2 separate regions of the Homo sapiens genome follow, and region 1 is linked to region 2. The links are chromatin loops, found by intact Hi-C in ENCODE. Cell type or tissue: endothelial cell of umbilical vein. All regions are shown on one strand.

The links. Peaks named below come from ENCODE experiments on the same cell type or tissue, not always from the same donor. Only the 100,000 strongest peaks of a DNase experiment are listed, where the experiment ranks them.
Region 1: it touches region 2 in a loop (4-fold over the local background); 3 of 110 quality-filtered maps call a loop at or near these places.

Annotation. Positions count from the first base shown.
Region 1 is chr15:98,726,784-98,729,283 of GRCh38, forward strand. All of the region lies in intron 2 of IGF1R (insulin like growth factor 1 receptor), which reads left to right. Among named protein-coding and RNA genes, the nearest start is that of MIR4714, 56 kb to the right of the region's middle. In endothelial cell of umbilical vein, no CTCF peak of the experiment used is centred here; a DNase peak (open chromatin) is centred at 1,038; H3K27ac peaks cover 2,450 bases.
Region 2 is chr15:98,914,709-98,917,208 of GRCh38, forward strand. IGF1R (insulin like growth factor 1 receptor) reads left to right here. Exons shown (of 21, transcript NM_000875.5): 9 at 1,256-1,423; 10 at 1,964-2,168. Among named protein-coding and RNA genes, the nearest start is that of PGPEP1L, 92 kb to the right of the region's middle. RefSeq lists an enhancer at 608-677. In endothelial cell of umbilical vein, no CTCF peak of the experiment used is centred here; DNase peaks (open chromatin) are centred at 93 and 963; H3K27ac peaks cover 2,000 bases.

The sequences.
Region 1 (2,500 bases), 190 kb before region 2:
ATCTTGGCTCACTGCAACTTCCGCCTCCCGGGTTCAGGCAATTCTCCTGCCTCAGCCTCCTGAGTAGCTGGGATTACAGGCATCTGTCACCATGCCCGGCTAATTTTTTGTATTTTTAGTAGAGATGGGGTTTCACCATGTTGGCCAGGCAGGTCTCGAACTCCTGACCTCAGGTGATCCACCCACCTTGGCCTCCCAAAGTGCTGGGATTCTAGGTGTGAGCCGCCACACCTGGCCTGATGAATTATTTTCATGTGTGGAACAAAACTTTGATGCTGATCAGTGATTAGGTACCTTTGTTTGGTTCATTTTTAACTAAGGAGATTTCTTTCTTTTTAAAACCATTCTTTAATCTTGTAAAAATATCATTTAATGGGTGGATGTTTTAGCTGTGATGAATGACAGGTTGTCGTAAAGGAAGAAAGGTATGTGGTTTCCAGTAAACTTTTAATTCTTTTGCAAAATAAAAATAACAGTCGTACAGAGAGTAAAATATATGAAGAGTCAGGAAGTGATTTATCAAAATCAGATCTTGGACTGCTGGTTTTACCATGAATTAGGCTCTTGGAAAGTGATTGGGCCAGTGTAGGTTTACATTTTTTTTTTCTTGTTTTATTTGTCAAAGCAAACTTGTGGTTGCCTGCCCGTAGTTTAATTCTGCCTCCTTTGGGCAAACAACCGACTTTTACTGGGAGTCTTTCTCAGGGAGATAAAGGTGCACCCTGAAACTCTGCTCTCTGATTCCTCAGCAAAGTCAGTCCTGAGTATGGGGCTTGGGTGTCTCTGCAAGGCCTTGCAAGTGAGATGGGCTGTCACCTGAGCTCAGGTGGGGCTGCTCCTGCCTTGGACAGCCTCCCCAGCTTCTCCTGCATTATACCCAGGGGCTGGAGGGCAGAGAGCAGGTCTTCTTCTGCTGGTCGGGGCAGTCACAGGCTTTCCTCTCGGCCTGCTTGTCCTCCGGGTGGGTCCAGCACCCGCTGGGATTCCTGTGGGCTTAGTCACTGTGTGGCGGCGGCAGAAGGACTGGGGAAACCGCCGGCCGGCCCTGGTGCGCTGTCACCCCGAAGGAATGCGGGCCAGGCCGGGGCTGCTGGGCCTGGAAAGTTCTCCAGTCCCTGTTGCAGATCTGGCCTGCCGACTCAAAGTAAATCTCTCTTCCCCTTTATTTCCCATCAAATAAAAAAGGAACACGAGGTAGCCACTGTACTCACTGAAGATGCATTGTTTTTTTTTTTTTTTTTTTTTTAAGCGAGCAGCAGCAAGATTTATTGTGAAGAGTGAAAGAACAAAGCTTCCACAGCATGGAAAGGGACCCAAGCGGGTTGCCCTGAAGATGCATTTTTTAACTTGCTTTTTAACTAAGTATTTTTGCTCTGAGCTTTCCTGGATCTGTAAACACACCCCCAGCTATTCAAGATGGGCTTCTTGGTGAAAAGTGATGTGTCCTAGGAGAAATCACGCCTGTTGTTGCCGCTGGCCATCACAGATCCCGGTGCCTGTCTGTGAAAGGCTGGCCGGGCTGGGTGGGGATGAGAATGGTCGGGTTGTCTAGACTCAGCCTGGACTGTCTTTGACTGGAGGGGCCTGAGCTCCTCCTCCACTGCTCAAGACCCCGGTTAAGGGGACAGCAGAGCAGGGATGAGAAGTGGCCCTCTTCACATCACCTCCCAGCAAGAGGGCCTGACTTAGTGCTCCCACCATTGCCAGCCCCAGTTTCAGGGTCCCACTCAGTTGTATTTGAATAGGTCTCATGACATGTGCTTTGCTTGAAGAGCGGCTATTAGCAGCAGACGTTCAAGAGGCTGAGCTCAAGCAGGTGAGCATGTTCTGAGCCATTGTGAACCCAGTGAGGTGCCTATGCTGATGCCCAGGGCCGCCTGGGCGGGGTCAGGCCCCCATCGCTTCTTCATCCTAGCTCTGGGAGTGCATTCTGCACTCTCCCGAGGCCAGCTGGTGGCCTTTGGTGATCACCCTCTCTGTAAGTTTTTAAGTGGCTTCCTTTCCTCTGGTGGAGAAGCCAGCACCTTTATCCTATGACAAGAAAGCTCTTTGTAGTAGGTGGTAGTAGAATCAGACAGATCTGGCTTAAAATCTTGGCTGTGCTACCTCTTGGCTCTGCACATTGGTGAAGAGAATTTACCTTCCTAAGGCCTCTCAGCTACACGACTGTGGACACTCAGCTTCCTTCTAAGGTCGTTGTGAGAGGTAAAGAAAAGGGGTTAGTCCAGGGCCAGACATGGCACAATGCCTCAATGAAATATTAGCTGATACTATCATAATTTTTAAATTCCCATAGGACTCACTGTTAAAGGATTACAAGGCTGACACAAAAAATACTGCATTTTGAATTTGTGTCTGATTTATACATTTCCAAAGAGTGGAATTCTCACTACAACAGCTGTTCTTTGAAAGGTTAGATCTTTGTTCTGAGATAAATTAAGTGGAAAAAGGTGTAGAGCATTATATGTACTCTGATTCTTCAGGGCTTAATTTAAAAAGA
Region 2 (2,500 bases):
CACAAAGATGGAAACCAGGCACTGTACCAATGAGTCAGTTCACTACGTTTTGTCCTCTGTCCTTACACGCAGCGGAGACAGACGAGAACTTGGTCCTCTGCCTCTGCTGTTTGGTGACACCTATCGTAAGAATGTATCTAGGAATGAGCTGTTTGTTTTTGAAGTACTTATTTTTGGAAACCCTAAAGTGGCTGAGCATCAAGTGGTTGTGTTTTCTCTGAAAACGCCAGTATTAGTCATAACCTTTTTCCAAAGTATCATCCCTTAAAGATGTTCAGAACCTTGTGTGTATCGTATAACCTGGAGCACCCTCAAGCTGTCCGCCCTTTTCAAGTTTTAAAAATGGCTTAGGCAAACATATTGCTTAAGTGATATCCAGTGAAGGTGTCTCCTGTGCTTTGAAAAACCATCAACATTGATGCTTTTTTGTGACCCAATAAGGACAAGATTTCAGTGGTTCTGGGATGCATTTGATCTTTATGCACACTTCAGCTCTGGGTTTCAGTTCAGGGGTCAGCATAAGTAAAGCTTGATCAGATAACTATGCTTTGCCTATAATCGGCATTCATTCTGCTGGTGACAGAGTCCTTTGCTCAAAATGAGGCTTCCATGCGTTTGCAGTTCTAAACTGCTTTTCAGAGTCATGCCTCAGTCATTGTACTGAAGGATGCCTGTGGAAATGGTGGACTTCCGTGTTCTTTGCATTGCCTCTCCCCCATCCCTCTTACACACAGCTGTGACATGGGCATGCACACTCCTTCACACACACAGACTCTCCAGGCCCCTTTCCACTTCCTCTTTCCATTTGGCTTCATGACATTTTTATCAGAGATTCAAAATCTCAGATGAAATCCAAGTCAGCCTGTTTTACCAGTTGTCGAAATTGCCGGAGTGCAGCACTGTGGAGAATGGCAGTTGTAATAAATGAGAAATACCAGGTGTTTGAATTAGCTGTAGATTTTCACATTGTCTCTTCTAACCCTGCTTGTGCCCCCGCAGCCTTTTTCCATTTACAACTCAGTAATGTTTGTTTTCACAGAGATTACCGGAGGAAATAGATTATAAAGGGAAATGTTGGCATTTATAGTAGTACTATTTCAAAATAAGGTTCACTTTTCACTTTGTATTTCATTGTTCATTGTTATTTTCTTATCCAGGTCAAACTGGCAGTTTCCTGTTGGCTTGCCAGAGTATCTGATAGCCTGACTCTTAAGTTCATTTCATTTTCTAGAATGTTCTTTGTTCCCCTCTCCAGTTCCTTCCATTCCCTTGGACGTTCTTTCAGCATCGAACTCCTCTTCTCAGTTAATCGTGAAGTGGAACCCTCCCTCTCTGCCCAACGGCAACCTGAGTTACTACATTGTGCGCTGGCAGCGGCAGCCTCAGGACGGCTACCTTTACCGGCACAATTACTGCTCCAAAGGTAAGGGTGCAGCAGCGGCCTGGACGGAGGGTGTGACCGTTCATTCCTGTGGTTGTAATGTGCCTGAGCCCTAATATTACACGTATCAGACAACAGTGTAGTTCTCCATTGGAAACCAGCTATCTTCTGGTTTTTTTTTTTTTTTTTTGAGACAGAGTCTCACTCTGTTGCCCAGGCTGGAGTGCAGTGGCACGATCATGGCTCACTGCAATTTCTGCCTCCCAGGTTCAAGCATTTCTCATTCCCCAGCATTCCGAGTAGCTGGGATTACAGGCATGCACCACCATGCCCAGCTAATTTTTGTATTTTTAGTAGAGACGGGGTTTCACCATGTTGCCCAGGCTGGTCTGAAACTCCTAACCTCAGGTGATTTGCCCGCCTCGGCCTCCCAAAGTGCTGGGATTATAGCCTTGAGCCACCACATCTGGCCGAGACCAGCTATCTTCTTGATTAAAGGTACTGAGAGCTATTATTTTTCCTTACAAGCATGTATAACGGCTTTCATTCCCACTCTTGTTTTGGCTTTTCTTTTCCGAGAAGACAAAATCCCCATCAGGAAGTATGCCGACGGCACCATCGACATTGAGGAGGTCACAGAGAACCCCAAGACTGAGGTGTGTGGTGGGGAGAAAGGGCCTTGCTGCGCCTGCCCCAAAACTGAAGCCGAGAAGCAGGCCGAGAAGGAGGAGGCTGAATACCGCAAAGTCTTTGAGAATTTCCTGCACAACTCCATCTTCGTGCCCAGGTACCCAGCTCATGTGAAATTTCAGTTGGCAAAACCCACTGCTCAGGCCGGTTCTGTTGCCTTTCTCCCCACCAGGTAGTGTGTAAGTCAGCAGCTGGGGGGTACAATACAGTAGCCACTGAGACGGAGCCGAAAAAGATGACAGGTTCGGTGAAGTGAGTCCCTGCGGAAGCCAGTCAGCCCTGAAGGGAACAGGGACCAGGGCTTGGGTTGCTGGGGCCACCGGTGTGACAGGTACTGCTGTCTCAGCCACAACCCCCCACAGAGAGCAGGTGGGCACCCTGTGGTAGAGGCAGGGAGGGGAAACTCAAAGAGTATTGACAGCTGCTGCC